Regions from separate parts of the Homo sapiens genome. Here region 2 is linked to region 1. A link is a contact called in ENCODE Hi-C or POLR2A ChIA-PET data. All regions are on one chromosome and are shown on one strand. Each heading gives the region's core, a stretch centred on a gene start or an enhancer-like site at or near the end of the contact. The rest is flanking DNA. Distances are from core to core; before and after follow the strand shown. Region 1 holds the start of BMPR1A (bone morphogenetic protein receptor type 1A). Region 2 holds the start of LDB3 (LIM domain binding 3).

Region 1 (5,715 bases), core at 6-2,505:
GAATGTGTGTCAATACAAATGCCTGGCACATTGTTTTCCTTCCCCCTTTCTTTTTACCCAGTTTACCCAGTTTTAAAAGTGATTTTTTAAAATGCACCTTTAAAAGAACATCTTTTGTTAAGTGACTTAAACTTGATACATTTCTTGGATTACTAAGGAGGTTAAAGTCACATTTGGTGAAAAAGGGGCCTATCTCCTCTTTCCTCACATACGGGTCATCGAATACTTTTAAAAGCATTTTCCACCATGAATGAGGGGAAATGGAAGAAAAGAGGTGGTGACAATTATTTGCATTTTCCAAATGGACGGAATGAGCCTCCGGAGGGTACACGAGGTCACCAGCGTGAGCCCGCGGTGGAGCTGGAGGCGTATTTATAGCTGGCTGACCTCAGTCCTGTTGGGCCCTCGCCGCTCCTTATCTTATGCCGCTGGAATTCGCGGGCTCGCAGGTCACAGGAGCCCGGGCGCGCCGGGCCTGGCGCTCCCGAATCGATGAGGGAAGCCGCTCTCCCCGGCAGATCCTCCCGGCCGGGGAGCCTCCATCACCCTGCCTGCGCCTCGGCACGCTGGCAAGGAGCCCGGGAAGAGACGCCGGGAGCGGTGGGTGGGCGAGAAACAAATGCAATGTGACTTATATTTTTCTTTGTCGCAACTACCACGACCTGGCCATCCCCCACCTTGGTGACTTGGTGCCTTCCCAGCGACCTTATTTCACGCCAGCTGACTGGCGTTCACCGCAGTGTGAGTGTCGGCCGGAGGAGGGGTCCACGCGAAAGAGCCCGCGAGAGTGGGGATATCCGGCCCCGAAGGCCGGAGCGGGCGTCCAGGGCGCCGATGGCCGCAGCGCCCGGCAGCCGTGTCCACGCTCCCCTCCGCCGCGTTCCATCGCGTGCTACCTACGGCGTCTGCGGGAAGCTACCCGGGCGGCAGCTGTGGGGCTGGCTTGTGGGGAGGGGCCGGCGGGCCCGCGCGGAGGAGCAGCCCCGACTCCCGCCCGCACCAGCAGCTCGGCGCCCCCTTGCCGGCGGCTGGCCCTCCTCCCCGGCAACTGGGCGCCGGGCTCCGCGAACTCTTCGGGCGCTTCCGCCGTGCGCTCGGCTCTTTTCGTGTCCGGGGCGGGGCGGGGCAGGCGCCCGTGGTCGGGTGCGCGCGGCGCGGGCGGGGGCCTTCCCAGTGCGCGCGCGCCGTGCAAGGCCCGCGGACGCCCGCCCCTCCCCCAGGCCCCCGCACCCGCGCCGCCCCCTCCCCTCCTGGCAAGAGTCGGCGGCGGTGGCGGCGGCCGCTGCAGAGATTGGAATCCGCCTGCCGGGCTTGGCGAAGGAGAAGGGAGGAGGCAGGAGCGAGGAGGGAGGAGGGCCAAGGGCGGGCAGGAAGGCTTAGGCTCGGCGCGTCCGTCCGCGCGCGGCGAAGATCGCACGGCCCGATCGAGGGGCGACCGGGTCGGGGCCGCTGCACGCCAAGGGCGAAGGCCGATTCGGGCCCCACTTCGCCCCGGCGGCTCGCCGCGCCCACCCGCTCCGCGCCGAGGGCTGGAGGATGCGTTCCCTGGGGTCCGGGTGAGTTGGGAGTGCGCGTGCGGACCGGAGGGGCTGGCCGCAGCGGGGAGGCCAGAGGGGCTCGGGCGAGGCTGCAGAGGCAGCTGGGCGCGCGGTGGCCGGAGCCAGGGGCTGCCCGGCCCGGCCCCGGCAGCTCCGCAGGCCTCGGCGCGCGCTGGGCCGGGACCGCCCAGCCAGAGACCCACGGCACCCCGCGCCGCGTCCCCCGCCGGCCCCTCTTTTGTCTCCCACTCGCGGGTTGCAGGCCGAGTTTGGGGATGCGGAGTGGGCGAAAGTCGCTCCGGGGACGCTTCTGGAATCCTTAAATGGGAAAGGCGCTCACCTCCCCGCCCCGGAGCGGCGAGGCTGATATTTGTGATTTGGCTCCGGACGCTGTGGGGAGGAACAGGGGAGAACAAAATGAGTTTCGGGCGGGGGTCGAGTGAGAGGAGCAGCCGGCCCGCCCCCGAGTCCCCGCGGGAAGGGGCCCTGGCCCCCGAGCTCCCGGAGCTGCTTCACCTGTTGTCCTGCGCGGCCTCCGCTCCGTGGCCTGGTGATTCCGTACTTCAGTTTTGGAAAACTTTCTGCTGGATTGCCTGGACCCTTTTTTCTCTTTCCAGACTCCTAGTGGAAAGATTTGGCAAGGAAAAAAAAATGAGCTTGCGTCAGGGAAGAAAAATAATATGCTGTGTGTTAGGGTCTGGCGTTTGAGCGTGGTACTCTTTCATGCTCTCAGATGTTTTAATTTGGTCAAACTCCTGCAGGTTTTCTCTTTTAAGCGGTTAACAAACTGTTCAGAGTACATAGTATGAACTTGGCACCTGTGTTACGTCATTTAATCCTTACAACGATTCTGGTTTATTGTATTCCTCATTGTTTTAGGGGAAGAAACCGAGTCGCAAAGAGGTTAACTAACTTGTCTAAGGGAGCTGGGATTTGAACCCAGGAACATCGTATTCTGGCAAACGAATTAGGAAGAAAAAAAACCAAAACTGTTTGCAAACACTTTTACGTTTAGGAACATTTTTCAGTTACTCTTACTTGAAATTATCGCTATTTTGTTGCTGGAGTTGAAAACAACTACTTTATTGTATTTACTTGTGAGAGGAGTTAAACTTTGAATTAGAGTGTAACTTAATGCGTCTCATTGTTTTCAGTTGTTGAAATAAAGAATGTGAACCAGAATTATTTAGATTTTTAAATTTGAAGCTAAAATATGGGCAATTCTCTGATCTAGGAATGGGGTGAGTGTATGAAAGGCCGATTGAAATGTAGAATGCGTTTTTAGTAGAACCAGACTCAGTTCTTGTTTAATTTTTCCTCCATTTTCCGTGGAGCCCACTTTAAACTTTTTCTACTTTCTTCACTTCTCCCCACCCTTTACAGAAGAGGTTGAGGCACTTAGCAGGAGCTCCTTCATTAAATTCCTTCTGTTACTGGCTTCTTAACCTTCCGTCAAAGAGGGAGAATTTTTTTTTTTTTTTTTGTCTTTCTTATTAGTTAACACCTTGGGGTTTTTTTCCTTTCCTTCTAATTTTCCTGCTTAGTGGAGCGTGAGTTATTTTCTCTGTCGTATTTGGGTTCTTTAAAGTACAAATGTTCTTAAGATTTTTTCAGTTTACAAAAACCTTTTCTTAAGTCTGCTACTCCTTCAAGCTGTCTTGTTGCTGCTTTTCCTTTTCAAATCTTATTAACATTTTAAAAAGCTTGTTCGTAATAAAAGTAACACATGGTTGTTAATTGCGAACTAGCGCAACATTGAAATTAAAATTTAGTCATTCACAATCCATCTCTAGAGATTGCCAAGTGTAGTCTGCTTTTCCTGCCTTTGCCTGGTTGGTGGCTAGCCACTCATTTCTTAACCCCTTGTTATCTGGATTTCACCTTCACAAGGAACTATAACCTAATCAACACATTTAACTACCTTTTTCTAAGTCCTCTCCTTGAGTTTTCTGTAAGATTTAACATCGACTTCACATTTTCAGATGCCTCTCCTTGGGTTTCATTCATCTATACTCGCTGTATTCTAACACAGGGTCCAAGGCAGTAAGATACAACAGATCCTTCCCTCATGGAGCTTAAAGTCTAGTGGGGAAATACTTATTGAAAAATAAAGTCTCTAGTTAAATATAATTGTGATTTTAATTAAGGTGCAGAATATTATAAGAACTTCAAATGGAGACCTGATCTGGTGCTTGTGGTGGTGGGAGAATCTGGGAAAGATACCTTAAAATTGCTTTGTTGGAACCCAGGCAGATTGTGAAGGATGAGCAAGAGTTAACTATTAACTAGATGAAGAGGGGCCTTTTGTGACATTATACTGACTTTGTTCCTCTCCGCCACTTTTCTGCCTTCTGTTTCTTCTTTCCTCTTTAATATGCGTTCTCCAAGTTTCACTTTTCAGATCACTTTTCTCTATGTCTCTAGTCCCTTAGAATGATTGTTCAGACCTTTCTGTTGGAATAATTCTCAATTCTTTGTTTATGTGTCTTCTGAATCACGTTTTTTTGTTTGTTTGTTTTGTTTTTTCTTTTTTATTCAGTTGCTTTCTACATATCTGTACCTGATTGTTCTGAGCTGCTTTTCCTTAGCAAACTTGCCTCTTTGGTGTTCTTTATTTTTGTTGATGTCATACCAAACCCAAACCTTTTCCCATTTCATCATATCTTGTCTGTAGCCAACATCTGTTGATTCTGCTTTATGATATTGTAACTCTTCTGCTCTCTATTCTTGCTAACTGTGGGGCAATTCTGAATTCATATTGGTGTGAAGGTAGTAGTCAAATCATAAAACGAGTTGGGCAGCTTTCCTTCTTTTTCTCTTTTTCAGGATCATTTTAGACTGGGATTATCTGTTCCTTGAAAGTTTGGAAGACCTCCCCTATGTGACCATTTAGGCCTAGATCTTTTTTCTGGAGAGGACTTTGAGTAACACTTCAATTTCTTTAATAGCTGTTGGTTTGTGTCGATTTTCTGATTCTCATATGAATTTTAATGTTTCACATTTTTTTCAGGAATTTATTTTCAAATCTAGTGTTATTTGGCTTTCACGTAGTTCTCCCCCCACCACCCCGCGACTCCACCCCCACCCCCTAACTCTAAATCAAGTTCTCATCCCACCTGGACTAATGTTATGATTTTCTTGCCTTCACTTTTCTCCTTTATCTAATCTTATGTATTTCTGCCTAAATTAATCTGTAAGCCCAGTTCTTACCACTTCGCCACTCAGAAGTTTCCTAGGTCTTCCATTAAATGAAATATTTTCTGTGGTATTTGCCTCAGATTTACCTGTTTTTTTTTTTTTTTTTTTTTAATACCTTATTGTTTTTTCTTTCTTTCTTTCTTTCTTTCTTTTTTTTTTTTTTTTTTTTTTTGATACAGAGTCTCGCACTGTCGCCTGGGCTGGAGTGCAATGGCGTGAGCTCAGCTCATTGCAACCTCTGCCTCCTGGGTTCAAGGGATTCTCCTGCCTCAGCCTCCCAGGTAGCTGGGACCACGCCTGGCTAATTTTTGTATTTTTAGTAGAGGTGGGGTTTTGCCATGTTGGCCAGGCTGGTCTTAAACTCCTGACCTCAGTTGATCCGCTCGCCTCAGCCTCCCTGTGCTGGGGTTACACAGGTGAGGCACTGTGGCTGGCCTTTATAGCAGTTTTTATACAAATATTAGTTTCACTACTAGTTTGCAGGGTGGGTCTGTAACGGACTTTTCTTGCATATTAAAAGGAATAAATGGGGAAAGGCTCCTGTCTAGCCTAACAGTAGCTGTTGAACTGTCCTGATCTGACTATTGGATCTTAGGAGCAGCGAACCATGGAGAGAAAGGAAAATGGGTTTCCTATCACACTAAATTTTGAAGTAGGAACCATTTCTTTTCCTTTTCTACTTTCCCACCTTTTACTAGTTTTTAGGCTTTAGGATGTCTTTTTAACATCACAAGGTCCATATTGACCAAGTTGGACCAACTTTTTAACACAAGATTAAATGTTGACTTGCATTGAGTTATGTCCATTGTAAGATACACAGTAGTGTTACAGACCACTTAAAATATGCTTCTAGTTGTAAGAAGCCATTGATTGTAAGGTGCACCCCAATTCCGGAGATGCTAAAATATGAAAAATGGATGCATCTTAGAATTGATGAATAGTGTTTCTCTCCCTAATCAAAGCTCTTGGATGTGCCTGG
Region 2 (5,465 bases), core at 126-2,625, 88 kb before region 1:
ACTTCTTCCACTTGATAGTTTTGTGACTTTGGGCAAGTGACAAAACAACCCCGTAATATGGGTGATCCTACCTTGTACCTTGCATGTGCCAGGCCCCAGGAGTGAGGCTAGAAGCTGAGAAATGACTCACACCCAGGCCTCTACTGACTCCTCAGGGTCCAAGCCAGACCCCTCCAAGAGGGCCAGCAAGCAGCCAACCCAGTTGCCTCCCCTGAGCCTCAGTTTCTCCAACCAAGGAGCCAGGGTGGGCCTTGATCTATCTCCAGACCACATAGGGGCCTGAGGTCTTTCTTGGGGAAGGGGTTGGCCCAAAGACCGCACTGGCAGAAGTCCCAAGGTGCTGAGGCCCCCATCCAGAACACACTGTCTCTGGGGTACAGGCTGAACATGCCACACGTGCTTCCCCCTCCCTGCCCCTCCTGGCCCTGTGTCTAGCAGCTGAGCAAATGGCGTCTCCTCCCTTCTCCCTGCCCCCTGCCATTCCTGCGCAAAGGGCACGGGGCCTGGCGTGTGGCACTGGCAGCTGGAGCTTTCCATGCTGCCGTCAAGTTTTCCAGAGCACAAAGACAGGAGAGCCAGGAATAACTGGCTGGGCCCCCAGAGGGTCTGGAGGGGATGGGCCTGCCTCAGACCTGCTTTCAGACCCTATGCCAAGGGGTGCAGGCAGAGGGCCAGCTGCCCAGGACCAGGGCTTTGGGAGGCTTCTGTGGCTACTGGGAGCCCATTATCTGGCATGCATTCTGTAGGAATCAGCCCAGGCTCCAGTGTGACCTGGGTCCACTCCTTGTGTGACCTTGGAGAAGTCATTTAACCTCCCTGAGCTTTGTCTCCTGCGGGCCCAGGTGGCAGCTTCTCAGGATCCCAGGGAGTGAAGGGCCCATACTGAGGTTGGCTATGCCCAGAGCTGCTGTTATGATGATCGTTTTTATGGCTGGACAACCCTGGGCCAGTCACAGACCAGCTGGAGGCTCAGCTCAAGCCAAGGCACCTCCAGGGCCCCATACTGGATAAAGCACAACCCCAGAATCCTGGCCAGGGACCACACGGCAGCAAAGCCCCTACCCAAGGGAGCTCAGCCCCTGGTCTTCTGAGCAAGAGGATGGGTACCACTGGGCAGGAAGAGCGAGTGTCTACGCTCTCCAGAGGACACAGGAGCAAGGAGACCAGAGCATTCTCACCAACCAGGCCAGTTCCCCTTCCTCCCCCCTGGGGGGTGCTGGGTGCCGGACACCCCTCCCCAGGGGCTATATTAGCCGTGTGAGTCATGGTGGACCGGCTGGGAGGCGGCAGGCTGGCAGGCACAGTGTAGGGTTACAGTCCATTTATGGGCGCAGCCGAAGGCAGATATCAGTGTCGATGGCATTCGCTCCCAGCTATTCTTAGGAGCCTCTCAAGAGCTCCACGCAGCCCGGCTGGGCAGCAAGGGACAGAACAGGCAAGGCTGGGGGTCAGGGGCAGGGGCAGAGGTGTGGACCGGGCAGGCGGAGTGCCTGAGTGCCCTCTCACTCAACCCTCTCTACCCTTTGTCTGCAGAGGCGGCCGCTGACAGCACCAGCATGTCTTACAGTGTGACCCTGACTGGGCCCGGGCCCTGGGGCTTCCGTCTGCAGGGGGGCAAGGACTTCAACATGCCCCTCACTATCTCCCGGGTGAGTGCACCCTGCCACAGCCTGGCACCCGATGGGGCAGGCACGCTTGGAGGAGGGCATGTGTGTCCGTCTGTCTGTCTGTCCTTTCTGAGCCTCTCAGAAAGCAGAGCATGCCCCATCCCCTGGGACTGGCCTGGTCCTCTGGTCTCAGCCACAGCTGTTTGCTCACTGGAGCGCGCCGGCCTGTTATGCATGTGAGACATCATGAGCAGGTGGTAGGTGTTTTTAGCAGAGAAGAAAATGCTGAGTTTTCAGGCAGGCAGGCAGGCAGGCAGGCAGGTAGCTGGACAGAGAGTACAGCACCTTCCTGATCCCTTTACTGTTAGAGTGGGCTCAGGGTGCCCCCAAGCCTTGAGCATTTCCCTAGATATGGGCAGCTGCTTTGGGAAGGGAGTATTCCCAGCATGGAGAGGGCAGGTGATGGGCAGTTGGATAGATGGACAGACAGACGGTTGACCTTGGCTGCCCAGCTGTCAGAGTGTGGGGCTGGGCTGGACTGAGTACTGGGCACCTGCTCCATCCCAAACTTGAGACACCAAGACCCTGGCTCATGGGGCTGGGCGCTTCTCCCCATTCACCATGGCTGCTTTGTCTGTCTCAGGTCTTGTTCCCCACAAGTGCTGGGGCCTGGTGAGATGGCCCCCTATCCTGCAGTGTCTGTGATGGGGAGCAGCATGGCCTGATGCAGATGACACAGAACATCAGGGGTTGTCTGAGTAACTCTACCGCCTGGCTGGAGACAGCAACACCAGAGAGGCAGAAAGTTAGCCATGCTCCTGAGGAAGCACTCCAGGAGCAGGGACTGATGGGGGAACAGCCCCCAGACCGTAGTAGGCACTCCGTCAGTTTCTGTCAAACAAAGAGACTCCCCAGCAAGGCACTGGTAGACCCAGGGCTGAAGGCCCCAAGGCTCAGGGCGAACTGTGAGGCATACAGGGCAAGGACAACCCTGCCTGGTGGCTGAGCCCCTGACCGTGCTGTTCCGGGCACAAGGCCAGAGGGGGAGGCCCCCAGTCTGTCACTGGAGGGTGGTAGGTAGGCAGGGGTATCTGGGCTACTGCCCACCAGGGGAACAAGGGGACAGTTTCTTCTCTGGGGCCTTAAGGACTTGCCTTGGGCCTGGGGGCTGGAGGAAGGGGTTGGAGGGGAAGCACTGAAGTGGGCAAGGCCTGAAGGGGCTTGGCAGAGGGGCCAGGGAACCTGGGCAGCGGGTCAGGAGCCAATGCCCCCAGTGGAGGAGTAATCTTTTTTTTGTTCCACGGGTACTTGAGGGGACCCCAGAAGTAGAAGCCCCACCCAGGGATGCCGTGAGAGCCTTATAATAGCCATAGAGGCCACATGCTTACAGGAGGGGTGCTGGCCTGGCTCTGGTGCAGGGAACAGGCCCTGACCTCCATCCTTCAGTTGCAGATGTGGCTTGTTCTAACCTGGAGATTCCACCCCTCCAGATCTACTGCCCTGGAGACCACAGGGTCCTGGGCACCCACAGCCTTGCACACTTTGCATGAGGTGGTGACCTGTGAGCATGTGAGCCCCAGTGGATTTCCCACTGCCCTTTCCCACAGCTCCCCACCCCCATGCTTGCAGGACTCCTTCCTGTATAAGGTGGAGCCTCTGTGTGCTCTCTCATGGGCCCTGTGGCCTCCCCTGCCTGGGACTGAGCCCACATCTCCCCCAGCTCCACCATCTCGAGGCCTCCTGCTGGTGCTCCCTGCCCTATCCCTATGGGTGCAAATTGGCCACTGGGCTCAGTGGCACTCAGGATAGCCAATGACCTCACCCAGGGTCTATGTGCCACCTGGCCCCGGCCAGCCAGGGGCTTAAATGGCAGCCCAGAAGCCTTAAGCTAGATAGCAGGAGGAATGTCCTTACTCTGGGGAGGGGGTATGCAGGGATGTGCTGGATCCAATGACTGTGGGGACTTCTAAAAATAGAACCCGAAGCTCGGGCAGGGCACCGGGGGATGGGCATGATATGGCCTCTCGGCTTCCTTTAGGGGCATACCCCAAATCACCTAAGCCGCGGAGCAGGCTGGACTGGGTACTGGAGCCTTCCCCAGGGCTCGGAGCCTCTTGAGAAATTTTGGTGGTAGGCTGCTGATAGCCTGGGCTTGTGTCCTGGTTCAGTGCCGCTGGCAGGGCAGGCCTTGTGGACACAGCCCTGCCATCCCACCAGGGCTGTAGGATTTACTGCCGGGGCTCGCAGGGCCCTTCTGCACCAGGGACATCCCCCTACGGGGGAGGCATGGCCAGAGCTCTCTGGAGGAACCCCACTCCCACCCCAGCCAGGACCTGAGCCTGTGCCATAGGGCACCAGAGGCAAGAGTGTGTGACCCTGTGGGGTGGGCAGGCAGGCGAGGCTGGGATCGTTACCTCGCTTCAGAGCCTGGCAAACTGAGGCTCGAGTCTGCTCACAGGACAGGGATGTCCATGGGTGGATCTCCTGTATCCTGTCACCCCTAACTCCCATGCTGGCTTGCTCACCCCTCTAACTGGGACTAATAGAGAGGCACTGGGGAGGGTCTGTCCCCTCTCAGCTGCAGGTGTGTGCTGCAGCTCCTCCTGGAAGGACACAGGCCACCTGCAGGCTGGGTGGTGGCTCCCGGGGGCTCATGGCAGCAACTTTGGGGCAGCAGCAGCCCCTCAAGGCATCCCTTCATAGGGTCTCTGCTTGCAGACCCACAGAGAAGGGAGTTCAAGAGGGAGACTGGGAAAGGAGGGTGGCGGGGAAATGCCTTTATTTATCCTGGACAGGTGTGGCTGGGCCTGCAACATGAGCTGCCCTTTCACCCCACCCCAGCCAGTTCTCCAGGAAGTGGAGAAGGGGGAGCAGCCCAGAGAGGGAGCAGCTCCAAAGGCCTCTGCCCTGGCAGCTGGCCAGAGGCTGGGGCTGTGGTCTGGGGTCTCACCTCTTCATGCCTCTCATGCCTCCGCCTTGGGGAAGAGGAGTATGCTTTGTTAGGCTCTGCTGCTCTCAGCTGTGTCACCTCAGAAGTCTGTTTACCTGCTCGGCCTCAGTTTTTCTCACCCTTAAAATGGGGATAGCAGGCTGGGCGCGGTGCCTCATGCCTGTAATCCCAGCACTTTGGGAGGCCGAGGGGGCAGACCACTTGAGGTCAGGAGTTTGAGACCAGCCTGGCCAACATGGTGAAACCCTGTCTCCACTAAAAATACAAAAATTAGCCAGGTGTGGTGGTACATGCTTGTGATCCCAGCTACTCAAGAGGCTGAGGCAGGAGAACAGCTTGAACCCAGGAGGCAGAGGTTGCAGTGAGCTGAGATCGCACCACTGCACTCCATTCTGGGGGCAGAGTGAGACTCCATCTTAAAAATAAATAAATAAATAAACAAATAAAATGATGCCTTCCACACCTGTGAGAGCTCTTTCTAACAGGCACTTGTGAAAACTTTCCACCTGTTGTCTACTGGGACTGGTTGTGAGACTGGTGGAGTCGGGGGCTGAGCCTGGGCCCAGGAGGGGCCTGCCTGTCTACTGGAAACCCTCTCTTCCTAGGGTCTCAGCCACCCCGCCTGCAGGCTCACCTGGAGCACCAGCTCAGAGGCCTCTTCTCTGTGGGTTTCGGTTCCAGTATTTATCAGACTCTCCCAGCTGTGGTGGGAACATGCTGAGGACAGAGGGTCTCTGGGGAGAGGAAGGGGGACAGGCTGAGACTATTCTGGGGTAGCTGTGCCGGCAATTCCTGGAATTTCGGGGCCGCTGGAGCACGCAGTGCTGTTTCTTGGGCAGCTCTTAGCAGTGCTGACAGGCCGTGCTGTTTATAGCCGCACTGAAGGTCAGGCAAGCCTCCGAGGGCTT

The links. A loop is a pair of places that touch in the nucleus more often than their neighbours do. ChIA-PET counts read pairs that join two places held with the same protein, here RNA polymerase II (POLR2A). Pooled maps may share reads with other maps.
Region 2: a map of gastrocnemius medialis shows a loop between it and region 1 (2.5-fold over the local background). The contact joins the promoter of LDB3 here to the promoter of BMPR1A in region 1. A Hi-C loop is called at or near these places in 1 of 168 maps with a recorded cell type or tissue (gastrocnemius medialis) and 1 of 50 pooled maps. POLR2A ChIA-PET finds 5 or more read pairs at or near these places in 4 of 52 experiments (AG04450, H1, Panc1 and 1 more).

Annotation. Positions count from the first base shown.
Region 1 is chr10:86,755,364-86,761,078 of GRCh38, forward strand. BMPR1A (bone morphogenetic protein receptor type 1A) reads left to right here and starts at 1,256. Exons shown (of 13, transcript NM_004329.3): 1 at 1,256-1,556. RefSeq lists a silencer at 769-1,738.
Region 2 is chr10:86,667,136-86,672,600 of GRCh38, forward strand. It overlaps LDB3 (LIM domain binding 3), which reads left to right and starts at 1,376. Exons shown (of 14, transcript NM_007078.3): 1 at 1,376-1,435; 2 at 1,534-1,649. The coding sequence starts at 1,557. RefSeq lists an enhancer at 1,507-1,556.